Regions from separate parts of the Homo sapiens genome. Here region 2 is linked to region 1. Evidence: chromatin loops called from intact Hi-C (ENCODE). Cell type or tissue: mammary epithelial cell. All regions are shown on one strand. Links, peaks and the distances in the headings refer to the core of each region. The heading gives the core; the rest is flanking DNA.

The links. Peaks named below come from ENCODE experiments on the same cell type or tissue, not always from the same donor. Only the 100,000 strongest peaks of a DNase experiment are listed, where the experiment ranks them.
Region 2: it touches region 1 in a loop (3-fold over the local background); 4 of 110 quality-filtered maps call a loop at or near these places.

Annotation. Positions count from the first base shown.
Region 1 is chr3:78,135,687-78,147,590 of GRCh38, reverse strand. No RefSeq gene overlaps it. Among named protein-coding and RNA genes, the nearest start is that of LINC02077, 93 kb to the right of the region's middle. In mammary epithelial cell, for the core only: a CTCF peak has its summit at 7,121; a DNase peak (open chromatin) is centred at 6,140; H3K27ac peaks cover 1,860 bases.
Region 2 is chr3:77,901,125-77,913,028 of GRCh38, reverse strand. All of the region lies in intron 2 of LOC105377171 (a long non-coding RNA gene), which reads left to right. Among named protein-coding and RNA genes, the nearest start is that of LINC02077, 140 kb to the left of the region's middle. In mammary epithelial cell, for the core only: no CTCF peak of the experiment used is centred there; a DNase peak (open chromatin) is centred at 6,718; H3K27ac peaks cover 1,161 bases.

The DNA of each region.
Region 1 (11,904 bases), core at 2,651-10,650:
AAAATGCTAGATCATAGTTAAAAATCAAAATATTGTTAGACTATAGACTATGTATTACTCAGACTTCAAGTTGGGCAACACAGGGATAGGATTACCCGAGCAAAAATGCTGTGAAAAGTGAAATAGAGCAGAAAGAACATCCAATTTTGTACCAACAAATGCACAGTGACTGGCTCAGGGGGCGATCTTCTCCTAAATTCAAGAATAAGTGTAAAGACAGAAAGCTAATGGTGTCAAAGGAAAAAACAGAAAGTAAAACAGATGCTGGGGCAAGAGTCTGTGTTCTTGCTATGCAGCCTTGGCAGAAAAAAAGTAATATGAGGCAAAATACAGTGGGTCTTCAGAATTAAAATTTAACATTTGCTGACAGGGCAGAGAGGGGTGAGCGATTTTCAAGAATTATATGAGAAGGGGGGCCGGGTGTGGTGGCTCACGCCTGTAATCCCAGCACTTTGGGAGGCCGTGGCGGGCGGATCACGAGGTCAGGAAATCGAGAACATCCTGGCTAACACGATGAAACCCCGTCTCTACTAAAAATACAAAAAAATTATCCGAGTGTGGTGACGGGCGCCTGTAATCCCAGCTACTCGGGAGGCTGAGGCAGGAGAATGGCGGGAACCTGGCAGGCAGAGCTTGCAGTGAGCCGAGATGGCGCCCCTGCACTCCAGCCTGGGCGACAGAGTGAGACTCCGTCTCACAAAAGAAAAAAAAAAGATAGGAGAAGAGTTTTTAAGGCTAGGAGAGAACAGTCTACTAGATTTAGACAGGCATGAAGTTCATATAGGCATTTATGTATTGGGGAAGAAAAGGAGACTGAGTACAATACCTAAGATGTAAATGGGAAATTTCATTCCTAAAGGCAATGTAGGGGAAAGATACCCGTATTTTTTAACGAGTCGTGCAAATTACTTATTCTATTCAGTGAGACAACAGCAGGACACAACTTCCCCCTTATTTCATAATCTCTATTTCATTTGATGGCCACATCATCTAACTGGAAAGCTAAGGAACAGCTTCAACATCACTTTAACTTTACCACTATTCAAATGCTAGTTAGCATATAGAGGTCTTACATTGAAAGAGAATTTAGAATACAAAACACAATCCTAAAATTTATATGGAATGACAAAAGACCCAGAATAGCCAAAACTATCCTAAGCAAAAAGAATAAAACTGGAAGAATCACATTACCTGACTTTAAATCATACCTTGGAGTTACAGTAACCAAAACAAAATGGTACTGGAATAAAAACAGACACATAGACCAAGGCACAGCCTAGAGAACCCAGAAAAAAATCCACACCCCTACACTGAAATCATTTTTGACAAAGATGTCAAGGACAAACACTGGGGAAAAAACAATCTCTTTAATAGATGATGCTGAAAAAACTGGATATCTATATGCTGAAGAATAAAACTAGACCCCTGCCTCTTACTGTATACAAAAATCAAGATGGATTAAAGACCTAAATCAAAGACCCCAAACTAGGAAACTACTGCAAGAAACATTGGGGAAAATCTCCAGACCATTGGTCTGGACAAAATTTTCTTGAGTAGATGTACAAATGAAATCACACCAAGTTAAAGCTTCTGTACAGCAAAGAAAACAATCAACAAAGTGAAGAGACAACCCACAGAATGGGAGAAAATATTTGCAAGCTATCCATCTGACAAGGACAGAATATCTAAGGTGCTCAAACAACTATACTAGAAATAAATCTAATAATCCAGTCAAACAGTGGGCAAAAGATTTGAATGGATATTTCTCAAAAGAAGACATAAAAATGGCAAACAGGCATAAGAAAAGGTACTGAACATAATTGATCATCAGAAATGCAAATCAAAACTACAATGAGATGTTATCTTAACCCAGTTAAAATGGTTTACATAGAAAAGACAGGCCATGACAAACACTGGGGAGGGTGTGAAGAAAAGGGAACCCTGGTACACTGTTGGTGGGAATGTTTATTAGTAAAACCATTATGGAGAACAGCTTGAAAGTTTCTCAAAAAAACTAAAAATAGAGCTACCATATGACCCAGCAATCCCACTACTGCGTACATACCCAAAAGAAAGAAAATCGACATATCAAAGAGATAACTGAACTTCCATGTGTGTTGCAGCACCCTTCACAATAGCCAAGATTTGGAAGCCACCTAGTGTTCTTCAACAGATGAATGGATAAAAAAAAGTTGTACCTGTACACAATGGAGTACTATTCAGACATATAAAAGAATAAAATCCTGTCATTTGCAACAACATGGCTGGAACTGGAAATCATTATATTAAGTGAAATGAGCCAGGCACAGAATGACAAATATCACATTTTCTCACTTATTTGTGGGATCTAAAAATCAAAGCAATTGAACTCATGGAAATAGAGAGAAGGATGATTACCAGAGGCTAGAAAGGGTAGTGGGGGTGGGAGAAGGTGGGGATGGTTAATGGGTATAAAAAGATTAGTTAGAAAGAATGAATAAGCCCTAATATTTGATAGCACAACAGGGTGACTCTAGTTAATGATAATTTAATTATGCATTTTAAAATAACTAAAAGAATGTAATTGGATTTTTTGTAGAACAAAGGATAAATGCTTGAGGGGATGGATACTCCATTCTCCATGATGTGATTATTACACATTGCATGCCTGTATCAAAACATCTTATGTACTCAGAGAAATATATACCTATGTACCCACTAAAATTCAAAATTAAAAATTAAAAAAAAAGAAAAATACAAAAAAAGAACCAAATGGAAAATCTATAACTGGAGACAAAAAGAAAATGTCATATCTACTGCTTATCATGACGTGAATTACTAGTCATCTGTGGAATGGCTTTCCTTTATTTTATCTCATTTGTTCTTCATAATCATTCATTGGGTTGCCATGATTAGCTTTATTTTAAAGATGAAGGAATCAGGTCTCAGAGAGGAGAGTTTACTTTCCTATGGCAACACAGCTAGTAAATATTGTAACCAAGATCATAAGCCAGACCAGTAACACCAGAAATGATATTCTTTTATTTGTCTTTAACTTTCTGGTTACTACTGATGGAAATCTTTTTTTGTTGTTGTTTTGTTTTGTTTTGAGACGGAGTCTCGCTCTGTCGCCCAGGCTGGAGTGCAGTGGTGCGATCTCGGCTCACTGCAAGCTCCGCCTCCCGGGTTCACGCCATTCTCCTGCCTCAGCCTCCCGAGTAGCGGACTACAGGCGCCGCCACGACGCCCGGCTAATTTTTTGTATTTTTAGTAGAGACGGGGTTTCACCATGTTAGCCAGGATGGTCTAGATAGATCTCCTGACCTCGTGATCCGCCCGCCTCTGCCTCCCAAAGTGCTGGGATTACAGATGTGAGCCACCGCGCCCGGCCTAATGACAGAAATGTTTAACTGTAGTCGATCAGAGACCAAAGCTGATGGAGAAGCCACTGTCTTGAACTTTGAAGATTATTATGCCACAGGAAAAAGAGAGCTCTAGAACTATCCTCAATGTATACAAGGGTCTAAAATGTTATGAAGTCCCATATAAGGGAATATCATTTTATTAGTCAATATATGAGTTTTGCGTAATTTGATTATCGCTAAAATCTACCACCAGAAAGGTGGGGTCACAAAGCTAGATGTACATGAATTAAATATCAGATCAACACATTATACCAACTATTTTGCAATAGCTAGTCATAGCAAGGAAATAACACCAACTTTAGGGGAAAAATCACAGAAATGGAAATTCTCACTACAGCTATATAAACCTTGGGCTTTCTTGGATGGATGGCTCTTGCTCCCACTGCAGATGAGAATGCTCTGTCCACACTTTCCTAGTATTTGAAAAAGCCCAGAACCCTGGGTATCATTCAGATGAGAGCCCTCATACTGAATTCAATTCATGGTGGCAGTGTAGGCATCTATCAGAGAAAGAGAGAGGATAAATACCTATCAGGAAACTTTACCACTGGTTGAGGGACTGTGGGAATAAACCCTACAGGTTAAGTCCCTGTATTCCCCTTACTTCTAGTCCAAAAGAATATATGTGTTTGTGTGTAGATGGAAAAATTTTAGTCTGGTTGATTGGGTAGCTTTTTATATTGAATAACTTTTATATTAAATAGATTTTTGTTATGTCAAATAACCCTATAATAAATAAGTTAGATGGAAAGGCTAATTCTGGTTAGCTTCTACTTATTATGTCAAAGGTAGTGTAATCAATGTGACTCAGCTTATTGTGGATCTTAGATTCCACGTAGTATTGACAAGCTTGAATTGATAATAAAATGCTCTCTCTCAAAAGGGACTAATACACACAAATTGTTGGATACAGTTAATCACATGTTTCCATCAAACCACAAGATTGCCAGGAAATAAAATCCTATTATGTGTCAGGAAGTGGAGAGAACTGGGACTATTTGGCAAATACCATTAATAACTACAGTGAACCAACAGTGAATTTCCTGCCTGAAATTCAGATTGAATGTTGACCATGTGTGAACTCAATTTTTGCACTGACAGGAAGAGTTTTAAGAACTAGATCATCTACCAATATTTTTTCTCATGTTACATTGCAATTTGTTGGATTTCTGATTCCTTCTCTCTTGCAAATGCCTTGAGTGAGTCTACACCCTCTTTAAACAGTTATTTGTTCATCCTAGATAAAGCTCCTTCATAACTTTTCTAGACCAGAATAACATTGTCCAGCCAACCCTGCTGTTAGCCATGCTCCAGCATCCCCATTTCTTCCTCATCTATTTGATTACTGGTTCCATAATGCATAGAATTTCCAAGTTGAATTTTCACAATACTGCTATTTCACATGAATGCACACACCTCAAATAGTATTCTGAAATTTCTGGCAGCAGAGTTGGCCCAGGGGAAAACATTTTCCGTCAGGAAGCACACACGGGGTCACAATCATACAGCTCTGACAGAGAGGTCTAGCAGCGTAGATCATATTCTCCAATTCTGCCATTTCAGCGCTTGCGCTATTTTCCTGCATCCAGAAAGTAGTGGAACTTCACAAAGAAATTGATTCCATTTATAAACTGGGGCACTAGGTCAAATCTGAATACCTGCAGAAAAAGCTATTGAAAGTTTCTTACTTTCCCTCCAGTCAGCAAGAAATCTTAAGCTTTGTGAAGGCTCAAGATTGGTTCTCTATATCTGTGCCTGAATCATCAAGTATTGAATTAGGTTACTTCCTATAGAATTGAGTACAGTTGTTCTTAATTGTACAACTCACTTAAGTCACTCAAATTGTTTAGCAAATTCATCTGTAGCCTCAGCATTCAAAATTAATATAGTCTGAAAATTAAATGTAAAGAGGCTTTTCAACCCATACTTTGAGAATAATAGTTCAATCCTTGATTTTTAGCAGAGCACTGTCTGGTAGAAATATAAAGCAAGGTATGTATGTAATTTTACATTTTTTTAGCAACCACATATATAGTAAAAAGAAAGGGGTAAATTACTTTTAATGAGATATTTTATTTAAGACAGTACATTTAATATTATCATTTCCACATGCAATCAATACAAAATAGTTTGCTGAGATATTTTTATTCTCTTTGTTTGCACCAAGCTTTCAAAATCTTGTGTGACTTTTATACTTACGGCACGTCTCAAATTGGAATAGACACATTTCAAGTGATCAAGAGCCTCATGTGGTTATTGGCTACTATATTGAATAGGGCCCTTCTGGTAGATTTCCCAGGCATTTGAGAAAGCATGTTTGTCACCAGTTATAATTTATCTTTAACTTAATCTTCTTGGGCAAAAGGTCAACATGCCTAATATATGTTACAGTGCCAGCACACATCAAGGGCTCAATAAATATTTACTGAATGTTTTTAAGTTTTCATTTACAAATATTTACATATTCATTCAGCTGCTGCTATGTGCCAGGTACTTTTCTAAGCATTGAGGAATTAAGCACTGACCAAAATAGACAAAATGTTTCCAAGGAGTTTAACTTCTAAAAGTTTGTCCCTTTAAATTGATGACAAATAAAATTACAAAAATATCAAAACAAACCGTACAATAAGTCAATAGCTTGTGTTTTAGATGGACTTCTTGCTCCCTAAATATCTTCTCTGTTAGTCATTTCCACATTCCACCTATTGCACATCACCTATGACTCTCTGACTGCCCAGGATTTTCTACTGCAACATCACGCATGAGCTTGCCGTCTTCAAGCTTCTTACTGTTTTTCAAGCAGAGCAGCTTTTTTAATGTTTCTAGGCCTCTGATCTTCTCCATCTCAGATAGCTGTTAAGTCCTTACTCATAATTCAATGCCAAGTTCAATTAGTACCTCTTTCATAAGCTTCTCTTTGCTCCCAATTTCAGTTTTTTACTCTTTCTTTGTTGCTCACAGACGTTGTGCAGGTCTTTATCATGCCATTTATTTTGGATTGTAATTGTATGTCAATTCTTCCCCCATTAGATCTTTACTTATTTGCTTTAGCTCTTGTAACTTATAGAGAGACTGATATGACAGGTGCTGAAAGAATGTGTGTGGGAAGGATTGATAATGTACCCATTTCCTATCTTAGTCTCTTATATTCATTCCTGATCCAAAAGAAACTGCATTCATGGACTTATGTGCCACAGTGTACCTTCTGATATTTTTGCATCTTATCAGTGTTCCTTCTCATCAGAATTTTAGGGAAATACCAGGAGAAAGACCAAGTCTATTATACCATGTTGGCAGTGTTTTCCTCTTCTTAGGAAAGAATAGCACTTGTATCTAAGTAATAGTCCATTATTTTTAATTTCCCACTTTCATTTTTGGGCATGTTTTTTGGCATCAATATTTCATAGGCTTTGTGGTTTTCCAGTGCTTAATCAGGAAAGCTATTTCTTAACTATTGTTTACAATTTAAATAAAAGTAATAAAACTTTTCCCACCCAGCTCTGAAGGTAGCATTATTCGCACCTCCGCGGAACATTAAATGCACAGACTTAAGCTTTTATCAAGCTCCACTGTGATCCAACTTTATCTGTATATATTTGAGAACCAAGCTGAATGCAATTAGACCACATTGTTTGTATGATATGCTGTATTTTCTGGATTCATGAATTAGCTTCTTCTGGGGATTCAGGGAGTCTGTGTCTGTATTTCTAACACTTTACCACTAGATGATAACACAGGTTTATATACCAAATGTAAGAGTCTGTTCAGTTAAGTGTGTTGAAGCTATACCAGAGACCATAATTCTTTCATTCTTTAGAAAATTATCTCCAAACTACTGAGATATGTTTTAATATCACATATATATTTAATTTATATATATATAAATCATAAAGAAAAAATATGATAGAATATAATCTCCTGATCTGACAATGGTCCAACAGTACATTTTTCCACTATTATTCTCAGTTGTCTGTCTTTTTGTTTTATTTGCTTTCCTTTTCTTGCTTTTATGAAATAGAATCTCAGATTACATTTATAGTCTTTTCAGAAACCACAAGTGTATTTTCTATAGTTAACCAGTTCTCACAACTAAGATTTGAGTTTCCTGGATACAGCTAGAAGATATAGACATTGGAGGAGCTTATGTAGTAGAAATAACAGAAATCAGAATTCTGCCAATTCTTGCCTTAGTAAGCAAATGAATTTAGAAGGTACAAATTCTTTTTCTGTATATTGAGGACCATAAGTTTTTCTTAGAAATGCTGTGGATACAGAAATGAGATAGTACATCAATTAGAAAGTATATAAAATCCTTTATTTGGAGTTCGTGACAGATAAATACTAATTCTCTTGTTAACCCACTTTTCTTTTCCTTTTTCTTAAGGATATGAAAATATTAGTTTTATGGTTCTTTTTCCATCCAGCAATGAGAGCATAAGATGTTTCTTTCAAATTTTTGTCAGTGTATTCTTCCCTATCTCCAAGGAGAATATAGAAAATATCCAAGTCTTCTTTCGATGTGAAACTTGCCACTTAAGACTTTTTAATTATTTCATGTTTCTTTCATATCTTGAAATATATATTTATTTGAACAAGCTCTCTTTGGAGAAAATACCTTAAGCGTAAGAAATTAATCCAGTAGTGGTGATTTCAGTTAATTGGCTACTTAAGGCTATATACTTACGGAAAAACTGGATATCAGTATGTCTTTTTGCTGTTTTCTCAGACTATCAAGCACTAGCAACTCAGGAGAGTACCCAGAAGGCCCTCTTTAAAGTGAGTGATGAAGGAGAAAATGATCAACTGTTCCTTACTGAGGTCAGTAAAGGAAATATTTTAAAATATGAGTCATTCCACGGAGATAAATAGAGCCACATAATACTTGATGACATCAATTTTGCTTTATCAGAGGAGTTAAGCTCACATTGCTTTTACATCTAGTTTGAGTAGAACCTCTCATCTGAACTAGAAGGAGTCATTTCAACTGTAGCATTGAACTAGATATTTTAAAATAAAACTAATTATATGTAATTCACCACATTTCTTTATACTAACCTATATTATTTCTACTCATGCTTATATTGGACATTATGTTTATCAGATCTCTCTCAATTTTTCCATATTTGAAAGATGTCATTTTAAATGAAAGACATAAAATAAACAATGGTTCTATCATTTTCCATCTCTAACAGCAATGGACCTGGTTGTATCACATCCTCACCAATATTTTGGCATTGCCAATCTTTTTTTTTTTCATCTTAACTATTCTAATGCATACATAGTGACATTTCACTGTAGTTTAATTTGCATTTCCCTCATGATTAATGATGTTGGGCACTTTTTCACGTGTTCATTGGCCACTTATGCATCTTCCTTTCTGAAGTGTTTGCTTAAATCTTTTGTCTATTTTTATTGTCATTCGTAATTTTTATTGCAGAATTTCAAGAGTCTTCTTGTCTTTTGAATTTGTGTATAAAGAGAAGCCAATGTGCATTTTACAAAGAATTTGTTGCTTATTTTGTATATATATTAACCTCAAAAAATAACTTTAAAAGCTTTGTTTGTGCAGCACTGTAGTCTCCTTTCTCCTCTCTCATGAAACCTCTGTCTTCTACTAAAAATTAGCTGCATCCCTCTGCTTATCCTTGAACTTTCCTGGTCTGTCCTGAGTGGCATTGACAGGAAGGGTGGCTTTCCATCCTGCTTTTCATTCATGTTCAACAGTTTCTTGGTTAAAATAGATCTCAGCAGTCTTCTCCATATTAGCAATAACCCGTTTATTTGATGGAACCGCCCATGTCAGGGGGATTTTATGTTGTACTTTGGACTTTGGAAGAGTGCCAGTGATTTTGAGGTTCATACTTTAGATGGTTAAAGGAATTAATCCAGTAGTGGTTTCAAACACTCTTCTCTAGGAGGAGTTTACAATTCACATATTTTATACTTTGTTCTCATAGCTTACAAATAGACCAATAAATGTATATTCCCAAAAAACATTTTTATGAGAAAAGTTAAATATCATTGTAAATAAATAATTTTATATTCTTTGATGCACATAATTACATTGTTATTTAATAACTGTCATTGGACAAGTTTTAAAATTGACTAGGCTCAAAATACATGAATGGATTAAAATAAGGTCTACAGATTAACACATGGTTCCATTTGTTGAGAAGATTCAACTAAATGTATTATTTGCATTTATTTCTCTAAGGTATAAGCAATGTTGCTAAAACATGGCCATTGGCTTTGGGACTGAGGGGGATAACCTTACAAAACTCCCAAATGCTTCTCCACACTGCCTTAATAATTTCCAGTCCTGCTTCTAATTCAGGTCAGGATGGGCAGATATTACACCTGAGATGGAAGGTGGACAAACATCTTGTTTCTCCTCCTTTGTTCCTTTAACCATCTAAAGTATGAACCTCAAAATCACTGGCACTCTTCCAAAGTCCAAAGTACAACATAATATCCCTAGTGACTATTCATGTAAAGCCTATTGAAACAGTACTTGTTACCTTAGAAACAGGATGGCCATTGTTGGGATGCAAGGAGGGATAACTTCTACTAATAGTCAATATGTGCAAGGCAATGTTTAAAATTTCAAGAAAAGAATGGTAATTCCTTGGTCACTATGATGGAGCAATTAGAGCTCAGACTGTTGCAGTAGGTAGCTAGTCAGGCATGAGCAGGACAGGAGAGCACTTCCCCTCACTTCTACCGGGACTTTCCGATGACCATCAGAGATAGTCAGGCAATTGTTAAACAGTCTCCTAAAATAGTTGGTCACAGTCAGCACCAGGAGAAGGCACTCTCTCAATAAATAGAAAAAATCCCAAAACTGGTGATCAGCAGCTTCCCGGTAAGATTTCAGGAATTGAGTGAATGGGCTCAAATGTGCACATTAAGAGGCAAAATGGCGGAGTTTAATTGGTATGTGACCTACTAGGCAGATTTGACTGGTAAGGGAAGAATACCTCAAGTGAGCATGCATACAACTCCAGTAAACACACTGGGCATGCGGCCCTTCCCAAGTGCTAGCAGGACACTGCACATGCGGACAGCCCACCCCAAGGGAAGAATCAGAGGAGAAGGGATGCCAGACCCTGGAAGTATGCCAATGTATAAAACCCTAAGTCAAAGTTCAAACGGGGCAATTGATGCTCTCAAATCCCGACTTGGCGCTCTTCCAAGTATACTTTACTTCCTTTCATTCCTGCTGTAAACTTTTTAATAAACTGTCAACCTGGCTCTGAAACTTGCCTCGGTTTCTCCTGCTGCCTCATGCCCTTCCTTTTCTGAGAAGACAAGAATTGAGGTTGCTGCAGACACGTATGGATTCAACTCCGGTAACAAGACCAGCATGACAGAAGCCCACAATGGATACAGAACAACAGAAGGAGGATGTTAATTTCAGAGAGTATAACTAGAATTAACACAAAATAATTCATATTAGCCAACTAAAGAAAGATTTTACAAGAATAAACACTTAAACAAATCAAAGAGCCTAATGTGTCTGTTCAGGAATTAATTATTAAGTGCTTACTATGCAACAAGCATAAATACCTTTAAAGGAAAATCTCATTCAGTCCACTCCTAGAAGCACTATGAGGTAACAATTCTCATTCATAGGTGAGGAAACTGAGACTTGAGGACCCTCTGTGAAATGCCCGAAAGCTCGTGGCTCTCAGAAGTTGACAGACTTTTAGAATTGTTTTAAAATTAAATTGGCAGGAATGTAAAACAGTGCAGCCATTGTGGGAAAAATTAAAAATAGAATTGCCATATGATCCAGCAATTATACTTTCAGGTATATACCCCCAAAATTGAAAGCAGGGTATAAAAGAGATATGTACACACCCGTGTTCATAGTAGTACTGACAAAAGCTAAAAGATGAAAGCAACCCATGTGTTCATTGATGGATGAATGTATAAACAAAATGTAATGTATACATACAGGGAATATTATTCAGCCTTAAAAATAAAGGGAATTCTGGTGAGTGACAACATGCAGGAAACTTAGGACATTATGTTAATCACATAAATGACAAATACTCTATGATTCTGCTTATATGAGGCCCCTATAGTAGCCAGATACATAGCTAGAGAAGGTAGAATGATGATTGCTAGAGGCTGGAGTTGGGTAAAGTAGGGAGTTATTTAATGGGTACAGAGTGTCAGTTTCACAAGATGAAAAGAGCTTTGGAGACTGGATACACAGCAGTGTAGATATGTTTCACATTACTGAACTATACACTTAAAGACGATTGAGATGGTTCATTCTCTGTTATGTTTATTTTGCCACAATTTTAAAAAACTTGACACAAGTGCCTGAGTCCATATTAGGTGACCCATAAATGGCACCATTCTTGTTGTTGTCTACCAGTTTCTTTTGAGTATGGTTAATTTTATTCAGGTCCTAGAATCTGGTGGAATTGAGTGATATAATTAACTTCAGTTTCTGAACCATCACTCATGAATGCTTCAATAAATTATTATT
Region 2 (11,904 bases), core at 2,688-10,687, 230 kb after region 1:
AAATTAATTCTCTTTAGAAAGCAACTGAAAGCCCTTTAACAACATAGCATCTCTCCTGGAGGGCCCATATTATTCCAATTACATCTAATTATATACGCAGGTATATGTGTTCACGTTTAAATGCAGGTGAAGTACTTGCAAAGAGCTTCATTTCATACCTTATTGTTTTTAAAAACACCACCCACATATGCTTCAGAAATAATTATGACTATATAGCCGCCCAATGGTTGTTTCTTCTGTATCAGTCTTAATGGTGAGGAGGTTTCCTCAAGAGCAGAGCACCTTGGTTAAGGGGGTTTGTTTCATGGTAGCACCAAGAAGAGACTCAGGGCTTCTTAGCCCTGGACTTGTAATGAGTAAAGATAATTTTTTTTCTCTTTGAGGAAAACAGTAATTGTTATTATTGCCATGTGCTTAATCCATTGTAACAGTAGCGATATAAGTGCTATATTTCATTTATATTTATTATGTAATATGTAATTATATTGTATATATGTATTATATAATCATATAATTTCTATATTTATAGTTAGCAATATAATTGCTAAATTGTATTTCTAAAATATTATTTCTAAAAGTGACAAGGAGGATAAGAACAAGAGAAACGGAAAAAAAGGTGGAAACTCATGGAGAATTAGGGCTTGTTTTTGCCAGAGATGCCTCCCCCTGTTTGCTCGTACTGAACGTGTTTCATGTGTATAAGGAGTGACGCATTTACATGTGCATCTCTAGGTGTCTGCAGGGCAAAGATGAGGGAAATGGTTCCCATTTTCAGAGGGCCACCTTTGACACTGCAATGTGGCCTGTCTTCTCTGAAATCTGTCCTGCATTACAGCATTTTCAGGATGCAAAATAGGAAAGGCCCTCCTTCCTTAGGAATAAACCCAGATGGAGAGCAAAAGTCCGGAGATATATCTCTCTCCTACAATTATTTCACAGAATAAAAAAGTGGCAGGGTTCATCTTCATTATTTTATTTTGTATAGTGCCTTTCACATGAATGCAATTGGATAATTTGATGATAAGTTATGATGATGACCAACTAAAAGTGAAGTATTGTTCATGAAATTTCATGAATAATAAAATATCAAAAGTTTTCATTTTGGAATGGTGCCAAAAGCAAAATTCTACATAAATTGTATTATTTATCCTTAGTTCAAGATGCAGAAATTCTTCCCTATGCAGGCAACTTTTAAGTAATATTCATTGATTGCCATTTCTTTTACAAATAAAATAAACCACTCACAATCCTACCATGACAAATATAGTGTAATTTTGTGTCTTCTTTCTAGATTTACGTATTTGTAAATGATAAAAATGGTACCTAAAAAACAATATTTGAAAATGCTATTTAGGAGAAGAATACTTTTCAGCACAGAATACTGAATTTTTAGATGATATGGTACTTCCAATGGAGACTTAGTTAGCCCGTTTCTGCCTAAAATGTCATGATAAAATACAGACTCTGGCAAGAGAAATCTCAGCCACACTTTATTTGACTTTCTCTGTTACCACATTCCTACAAAATTTTTCTTTTTTTTTAACTTTTAATTTTGATGAATACATACTTCACATGTTCTCCCTCATATGTGGAAATTAAAAATGAAAACAGTCGAACTAATGGCAATAATGAATAGAATGACAATTACCAGAGGCTTGGAAGTGGGGGTGGGGAAAGTGGGAATGGTTAATGGATACTGAAATGTAGTAAGATAGGGTGAATAAATTCTAGTATATGAAAGCACAACATGGTGACTATGGTCCTACAACATTCTTGATTACTGAAATTCCAATATTGTGTCATATTTATTGGTTTTCATGATGTTCACAGAACTTTCACATTTACGATCTCAAGTTTTCCGAGTTCCCCAAAGGTAATCATGGGCAATTATTTCCTATTTTACAAATGTAGAAATTAAGCGTATTACATACTTGGCTAAATGTTCACAAGTAAAATGATAGCCATTGAGCCAAAGCTAAAATGTGAACTTCCGATTCACAAAGAAGTCTTATGTTAAATTCCAGATTCCTAAATTTATTCACACAAATAATCTTCAGCAGTGGCGGAAGAATTGGAACAAAACTTAGAACTTTTTATTTTAGGCCACTGTTAGTTCCCCCTGCTTCATTTCTCTTTCATTGGCCACTATGAGGCTTTCTTTGGTTTCAGGACCCTTGATCCATGCCTCCATGTAATTGCCATCATTTTAGTGCCCCCCTTATGAGTACATAGTATGAGCAACTCCTCTCCTCCAAATGAAATAGAGTCATTTATTTCCTTCTACATTTATTTACTTAGTGCAGTGAATGTTCCAACAACGGGACCTAAATGAAATAACCACTGGAAATTCAAAGACGTCAGAGAGAATGAATGAACTATTCTTACAGGAGGCAAGGTGGCAACAGAAAGGAAGGGAAGAAAAGGGGAAAGAAAGGAGGACATGTTTTGGAGGTTATGTGGATTAGCACATCAGCCTCAAACCTTAGGACATTAACCTCTTAGGACAATGGTCAGATGTGAATCCCCAATCCAATAGATCAAATCCTGGTCAGTTATATTCAGTTACCCTCAGATTGTGTGCTGAAACAGCTCTTTTAAAACAATGCCAAAGGCCAGTCACAGTGGCACATGCCTATAATCCCAGAGCTTTGGGAGGCGGAGGTAGGAAGATCATGAGTTTGATACCAGTCTGGGAGATATAGTGAAACCCTGGCTGTATCAAAAAAAGAATTAAAAAATTAGCCAGACATTGTGGTGTATGCCTGTAGCCCCATCTACTCTAGAAGTTGAGAGGGCTGCTTGAGCTCAGAAGTTTGCAGCTATGATTATGGTACTGCCATGTTGTTTGAGAGAAACCCTCAAACTGTATGGAGGATGATTATAAAAATAGCCCTCTAAAGTTTGACATTAAGTCTATTGTAGAGTGTGCTCAAGAATTTTATTCTTTATAACAAAGTCCTGAAAGAAATTCCTGTTTGGTAGTAGTATCAGAAAAAATACTGCTTAGTAATTGGTTTTGTTGTATGGCCTTCCTAAATTACACACTTAATTTGTTGTTGTTTTTAATGCATGCTGTTAGAAAGAAAAGTTGTGGCCCATCCATCACTCTGAACTTCTATGATAATCCTGTTCTCATTTTCCTTTCCTCTTTTGCCCCACTCTTAAGTCTACTTATTAGACTTTCTTTATCTTGTCTTTAATTCTTACTTAATGAAGTGGGGTTTGTAGCTGGGGAAACAAACAAAAAGTAAAATGGGAGAAAATACAGTCACAATGTATAGTTTTAGCATAGAGATAATCAGAATTCTGAATCCACATGTTTTTTGCAGGAGTCTGTAATACTCTTTAAAACACAAAATTTCTTCTAGCTTCTGCTCCTATAGTAGTAGTGGATTTGGAAAGCAAAGCGGAGTCATACTTTGGGTTTGGGGGATACCAATGAACCAAAGAAATATTAAGCCCCTTTAGGACACTCACCCCGGTGCCTGCATGCATAACTGGAAGAAAGCTACTCCTCAGCTTCTCATGCTGTATGAAGCAGCCACGATGATGGCAGTAATGTAGTAGGTCCCTAAGGCTGCCATCAGAATGTGCCACAAACCAGGTTGCTTAAAGCAACAGAAATTTATTTTCTCTTAATTCTGGGGCCTAGATGTCTGAAATGAAGTCTCTAAGGAAGCATTCTTCCTTCTTCATTGCCTCTTTCTAGGTACAGGTGGTTGCTGACAATCCTTGACATTCCTTGGCCCCTAGATGCATCACTCAAATATCTGCCTCTGTCTTCACATGGCATTCTTCCTGTGTGTGCCCAAACTTTGCTCTGCTTTCTAGCTCTATCTATTACTATAAGGACAGAAGCAAGCAGAAATTTATGTTTTAAAAGATATTTACAGACCTTGAAAATAATATCTGAATTTTGAACTCTGATTATCTTTATACTAAAACCTTCAGTGAGTGTAAATTCCTTACTTTTTTTTTTTTTGAGACAGTTTGTCATCCAGGCTGAAGTGCAGTAGCGTGATCTCGGTTCACTGCAGCCTCTGCCTCCTAGGTTCAAGGGATACTCATGCCTCAGTCTCAGTAGTAGCTGGGATAACAGGCATGAGCCACCACACCCAGTTTATTTTTTGTGTGTATTTTTAGTAGAACTGGGGTTTCACCATGTTGGCCAGGCCCATATTGAATTCCTGATCTCAAATAATCCTCCTGCCTCAGCCTCCCAAAGTGCTGGGATTACAGACGTGAGCCACCATGCCTGGTCTACTTTTAAAAAAAATAAATAAATTTCATCATGTGTATTTGAAGTTTACAACATGATATGGGCTACATCTAGACATTAGTAAAATGATTATTATAATGAAGCAAATCAACATATTCATCATCTCACATAGTTATTTTTGTGACTGGAGTGGCTAAAACCTACTTACTTAACAAAAATCCCTAATACAATAAAATTTTATTAACTGGAGTTCTTATGTTGTACATAAGCTCTCTAGACTAATTCATCCTACATATCTGCTCATTTGTACCCTTTGAATTGCATCTTCCAGTTCCTCCCCCGACTCCTGCCCGTGAATAACCACTATTTTATTCTGTATCTCTGTATGTTTGACTTTTTTTTAAAGATTCTGCATATATGTGAGATAATATGATATTTTCTTTCTGTGTCTGGGTTATTTTACTTAGCATAATGTCCTCTGGGTCCATTCATTTTGTGGCAAATGCTGCAACATGTTTTTTTTCTAAACGGCTGAATAATATTCCATTGTTTGTGTGTAAATATGTGTGTGTGTGTGTGTGTGTGTGTGTGTCTGTGCCTATGTATAACATTTTCTTTATCCATTTGTTCATCAGTGGACACTTAGCTTGTTTCCCTATCTTAGCTATTGTGAACAATGCTGCAATGAACATGGAGTGCAGATATAAGGTAGTGTATTAGTCCATTTTCATGCAGTTGATAAAGACACACCCAAGACTGGGTAATGTATGAACAAAAAGAGGTTTAATGGACTCAACAGTTCCACGTGGCTGGGGAGGCCTCATAGTCATGGCAGAAAGTGAAGGAAGAGCAAAGGCACATCTTACATGATGGCAGGAAAGAGAGAAAACTTGTGCAGGGGAACTTTTATAAAACCGTCAGTTCTTATAAGACTTACTCACCGTCATGACAACTGCATGGGAAAGACCCGCCCCCATGATTCAGTTACCTCCCACTGGTTCCCTCCTATGTTATGTAGGAATTGTGGGAGCTACAATTCAAGATGAGATTTGGGTGGGGACACAGTCAAACCATAACAGATGGTGATTTCACCTCTTTTGTGCATATATCCAGAAGAGGAATTTGTAGGTTGTATAGTAGTTCTATTTTTAATTTCTTTAGGATCGCTAATACTGACTGCCATTAATAGCTACACCAATCTATAATCCACCAACAGTGTACAAGTGTTTTTTTTCTTCACACTCTTGTCAATACTTGTTATTTCTTGTCTTTTTAATAATAGCCATACTAACAGGTTTGAAATGATATCTTATATTGGTTTTAATTTATATTTCCCTGATGATGATGATGTTGAGAATCTATTCATATGCCTATTGGCCATATCTATGTCTTCTTTGTTTTTAGTTTTGTAGCCTGACCTTTTGGTGTATTATACAAAAAAAAAATATTGTGAAGGCCAATGCCTAGGAGCTTTTCTCCTGTTTCTCTTCTAGGAGTTTTACGGTTTCAGTTCTTACATTTAGGTCTTTTATCCATTTTCAGTTGAATTTTGTGTATGGTGTAAGATAAGATTCCTAATTCTTTTGCATCTAGTTTTCCTAGCACCCATTTATTGAAGAGACTATCTTTTTCCCATTGTGGTTGTATTTACTACTGTACAATCAACAAAAATTAGTTAACTGCATGGTAGTCCACCCTTATCTGCAATTTTGCTTTCTGCAGTTGCATTTATCTGCAGACAAATGTGGTCTGAAAATAGGCCAGTACAATTTAATAAAGTATTTTGAGAAAGAGAGAAACTACATTCACATACCTTTTATTACAGTATATTATTATAATTGTTCTATCTTATTAGTTATTTTTGTTAATCTCTTGCTGTGTTTAATTAATAAATTAAACTTTTTAAATCGGTATACTTGTATAGGAGAAAACAGTATTATAGAATTTGGTACTATTTGCAGTTTTAGGCATCCACTCGTGATTGGGAACATATTCTTTCTACATAAGAGGGGGACTACTTATATATTTGGATTTATTTCTGGGATCTCTGTTCTGTTCCACTGTCCATTTTTAGTTTGTTCTGCCCTAATCCAGTATGATCTCAACTTAATGACATGTGCAAGGACCCTATTTCTAAGTAAGATCACACTCACAAGTACTGAAGGTTAGAACCTGAACATATATTTTTGGGGGGACACAATTCAACCTACAACAAGTAGTAGTAATAATCATACAGCAAAAGGAATACTACAAGCCAGGTCTGGGCCTCCTTCTTCAGCCTCCTTCTCCATTAATCTCATTGCTCCATCTACCTACTACTTTGCTCAAGTAATTGTATGGGTTAATATTTGCTGCCCTCTGCTCCCAGCCTCTTTGTTTTTAATGACACCCAATCTCTGTTTCTATATTTGTACGTGAATTATTTCTGAATGCCTCATCCCTTTAGGTAGATGATTCATTAGATGGGATGATTATTTCAGCTGCTAACAAGTTTCCTACTTCCAGGTGACCCATCCTGAACTTTACTCACAGCAGTCTGTGAGCAAGTGATACGCATTTCCTCATATGACTCCAGCTCCTAGATTGCTTCTGCCACTCTTTGTCTCTGAGAGGGAATCCCATATAAGCTACAGAGTAAGAAGTCAGCTTAATGTGCATGGAATGTGAAGGTAGATAGAGATTAATTCATACTCTGGTTTTGCAAACGGTGATGTTGGGACACAGAGTTCAGTGGTTCATCTGGGCTTAGAGAGTCACAACCATGCATAGAACCGAGCTTCAGTTTTCTCAATACTCCAAAGTCAAAAGTAAAACAACAGCAAGTTCCATGACTCTCATCCAGCCATAGTAAACATTGCCACTTAATCAGTTAAGATTAACGTTGTTCACATACAACTCTATAATTTATCTCTTCTGAGGAATTGAACAAAATTGTACATCATAGTTTTGCCATTTCTGAGCTGTGTGAGCTCATACATTAATTCAATTCCTAGAATGAAATTTCTTCATGTATAAAATAAGAAAAAAAAATAGCTCATAGTTTGCTTGTGAGAAATAAAGAAACCAGTCTATCTATAATTTTGTCATTGTTACTGTATTAGTCCAATTTTATACTGCTATGAAGAAATACCCAAGATTGGATAACTTATAAAGAAAAAGAGTTTTAATGGACTCACAGTTCCACGTGGCTGGGGAGACCAAAAAATCATGGTAGAAGGCAAAGGAAGAGCAAAGCCACGTCTTACGTGGAGGCAGGCAAGAGAACATGTGCAGGGGAACTGCCCTGTAGACAAACATCAGATATTGTGATACTTATTCATTATCACAATAACAGCATGGGTAAAACCCATCCCCATGATTCAATTACCTCTCACCAGGTCCCTCCCATGACATGTCAGGATTATGGGAGCTACAATTAAAGATGAGATTTGGGTGGGGACATGACCCAACCATATCAGTTATAGAATAACATAGATGTTTATGTTGGAGCTCAGACACACTACCCCAAAATATGGCATCTTGGAAATTGAGAAAACAGCAGAAGCAGAAAGGTTACTCTCCAATCTTTTTCTGACTTTCTGTATGAAAGCTGGCTATAGAGAAATTATGTGACCTCTCTCCCATGAAAATAGGTCAAAAGATTCTCATGTGACAGGTGTCTTGCTCTATATGTGGAGACCAAGAAGAATTTGAACAGGCATGCCTCACTGGGTTCATCCTGAGTTTATTGCCATTAGAGCATATACTACTTTTGCCCAATTATACTACATGACTGTCCATTCTTCATTGAATCTAAGCATGATTTTTTTCCTGTATCTTTTATTCTTCATTTCCGAAGGCTCCCATGTCAGTTAAAACCTTAGCTAAATGAATTTGTTATATTTTTCTATTTTTAATCTGTCTTTTGTTCTAGGGTTGTCAGCCCATGAACCTTGCAGTGGGTGGGAAAAGATAGTATCTTTTCTTCCCTACTCTTAATAAATTGTGTTCCTGCACCTCCCACATAAACATCAATAGAACTGACAATGTCACAGTATTATTCTATTATGCGCTGCTTTGGGCTAAGTTTTTATGGTGTATTTAAATTTGTTTTGTTAAATATGTATGTCTAATATTCCAAAGAATTTTCTTTAACTTCCTTCAACCATATATATTTGTTTATGTGCTTTTTTTTTGTCTTCACTACCCAAATTAGTCATCTATGTTTGCACAGGTTTTATGAGCCAGACCCCTGAGATTAGCCTTTTCCAACTAAGACAACCCAACATTTTTCAAATTAACAGAATAAGGTAGTGCATAAAATTAGAATTGGCACTTTCCCCTTCTTTTAATGTTTAAATCCTCAAAGGTTCCATGAACAGCTAGCGTGAAACAACCTCGAGGCAAAACATCATCATTTAAAATATGCAAAACCTGTCTAGTTGTTGGCCTAACCTCTCATTTCAAGATATAAGGCAAAAGCAGCAAAACCATAGCAAAATGCAAGAAAATAATCTCAAAACTTTTAAGAAGAGTTTGTCTTCTATACATTACAAAGTGCTGACTATCTAATTCACATTCAGCATAATTTCCAAAAACATCATATACCAATGAAGATCAATCTGTCTCATTTGTAATACATAATTATTGAGAACATAATTGCAATAAAGTAGGCTTTTTTTAAAAAAAAAAAGTAATTAAATATATATTTATTCACACTTGAAAGCAGATGATGTACCAGAACTCATTTTCAGAGTAGAGGGAGAACGATATGAGAAAGAAAGAAAATTTTCAAAATAAGGGCCTTTAAATATTGTTACATTCTTTATATGAGCAATGCAACTACAATAATAGAAGAATAATGATATACCAGTGAATGTTTATTTCTTTATAATTTCCCTTCGTAATGGATATCAATTTTCAACTACCCATAAGCTGAATTTAGTACTCAATAAGAATGCTTCAATATTCTTATTATCTTTGACACAAGTATGGTTGCAAAACTTTATGTCTCTTGAAGTTTATAGCAGGTTTCCTGGTTTGAGAAAACAGTATAAAATCTGCTTTCATTGGTAAATTTGATATATTAGGGTCAAGACAAGCTGAGACTGAGAGTGACAGCTTCTGAAGAGTTAAACTTACATATTTTAAGCTTTTAAATAATTAAGCTAGGCATGATGCTTGAGAAACATTGAAAAATGTCACAGTAATTTTGATACATGCTTTTCTAACCTGTAGCACATATCTACTAGCCTTCTCAAAAATATTTTCCTTTTGGTTGGTATTATTTTCTATTTTCTGTCTTGCATTTTTGCATATCAGTCTACTTTCTTGTTCTTTGATGAAATCATGTTACATTTTGAACATATGAAGATGGTACATTTAGAAACAGAGAAAAAGCATTGCCATTGGGGTGCAGTATACACTTTTTAAACTCATTCATATAGCCACTTCACAAGTGTTTGGATGTCTATTGTGAAGTACGTGACAAAACCCCTATTTCTAGAAAGTGATGCTGTATTACTTACTGTTTTCTTGGAAATAATTCCAAGCCCATAGAGAAGCTGCAATATTGCACAAAGAGCTCTTGTGTATCCTTTATCCAGATTTGTAAATTTGTAAATTGTTAACATTCTGCCTCATTTTCTTTATCATTGTGTGCATCTATATGTCTGTATATCTGCACATTTTTTCTTAATGCTTTACTCTTACATGCTTCACAGTGTATTTCCTAAGAACAAGAATATGCTTTCATAACCACTGTATAGTTAAAAACTTGGAAATTTATAATTGGCATAATCTTTATGTAATCTACCAGGTATGCTTCACCTTTGTCAGTAATGCTCTTTATAGCTTTCCTTCCTGTAGTCCAAGATACAGTCCAAAATCACATATTGCATTTCGTTGTCATGTTCTTTGATCTGGAACATTATCTCAGACATACTTTGTCTTTTGTGACAGTTTCTTTTTGTTCATTTCTTTGTCTAGAGACAGGGTGTCACTCTGTCACCCAGACAGCTGTGCAGTGGCATGATCATGGCCCACTGCAGCCTCAATCTCCTTGGCTCAGGCACTCCTCTCACCTCAGCCTCCTGAGTAGCTCAGACAACAGGCACCTGCCACTACATCTGGCTATGTTTTTTTTTTTTTTTTTTTTTTTTTTGCTGGGGGCAGGTAGAGATGGGTTCTCATCTCACTATGTTGCCCAGGCTAGTCTCAAACTCCTGGGTACAAGTGATCCTTCCACCTCAGCTTCTCATAGTGTTGAGATTACAGACATGAGCCACTGTGCTCAGCCTGGTAGTAAATTTTGAAGCATACAAACCCTCCTGTCTCTTTTCAGTAGTGTGTTTTAGTGGGTTTATTGGAACTTTTCTCATGTTTAGGTTCAGAGCATGTATGCTGGATATGAATTCTATCTAGGAGATATTGTGTCCTCCTCAGGGTGTCATTAGGAGGTTCACAATATCATTCTATTCCTCAATGTCAATGTCAATTTGCATCAGCAGATAATGGGATTTCTGGTTTCTCTGCTATAGAGTTACCATATTTCTTTTTGCATGTTATAAGCGATCTGCGGAGAGACCCTGTAAGGCCGTGCAAAATCCTCTTCTCATCAAAATGCCCCTCCATATTTCACTGAAAAAAAATTTGATGACTTTCATATAATGATTTTCTAACTTCTGGATTTTCTCAGCCTTTATTGATTAGCATTCTACCTTAAGGAACAGCTCTCCTTTCTCCTTCTTTTCTTTATTTACTTATTGATTGATTGATTATATTTATGGACTCACTCAATTCTAGTTTTTCTCCAGTGGTTTGTAGTTCATTACCCTCTCTGCTTCATCATCTTGTTCTAGTCTTGGCTAATGGGTGTACCTTCAAGATGATGGAAGTGCCCTTTTAACAGGGCTCCATAATTTTTTTTTAGTCACATTTCAAGTTTCTGGTATAACAAATTATTCCATACTCATCTTAATACACCCTGTTCTAGAATATGAATTGGAAATTCCCTGAGGATAGCTGTTATTTGGTCGTGGAAAATGTAGAGGTATGTGGGTCCTAGACATGCTCATTGCCTCTGGAGTTCCTTTGTTCTTTATCTTGGCAGTAGACAGAACTAGTGTTTACAACATAAACACATATTGATATTTCCAACTGCAATCCACGCCAACATGGTTCTTTATTCTCTCCCCTCACCTCATACCATATTTACATTTTGCTTAAACCATAGTAAGAAGCCTGGATTCCACCAATATCAATACATTTACTTGGTCAATCCTACAAATCACCTATCATAATTTGAGGATTGCTTCATCTGTGCCAGTACAAAAAAATCTACTAAAAGATTTCATCATTGCATTCCTCCCTCAATCCCCACATCTCACTCCAGAGCTTAGGATATATACCATGTTCAAAAGTTGCTTTGATTCAACTGTCTTTAATTTGCCTTGGCTTTGCTTTTATTTTTTGTTGTAACTATATAATCCTTTTGAGACAAAGTTGGGTTTGTTTGTTTCCAATTTAATTCTTGTTTCTTCTCATTGTTTAGAATTATATTTAATTTTTGAATATGTAAAACGTTAACATGCTTCCAAGAGTTAAAACTATGTAAAAAGATACCTTCGGAACAGCGTCACTTTCCTTTTTTTTTCCCTCTTCTTCCTCATACCCTATCAGTAATAATTTCAGTTTTCTGCTTTATT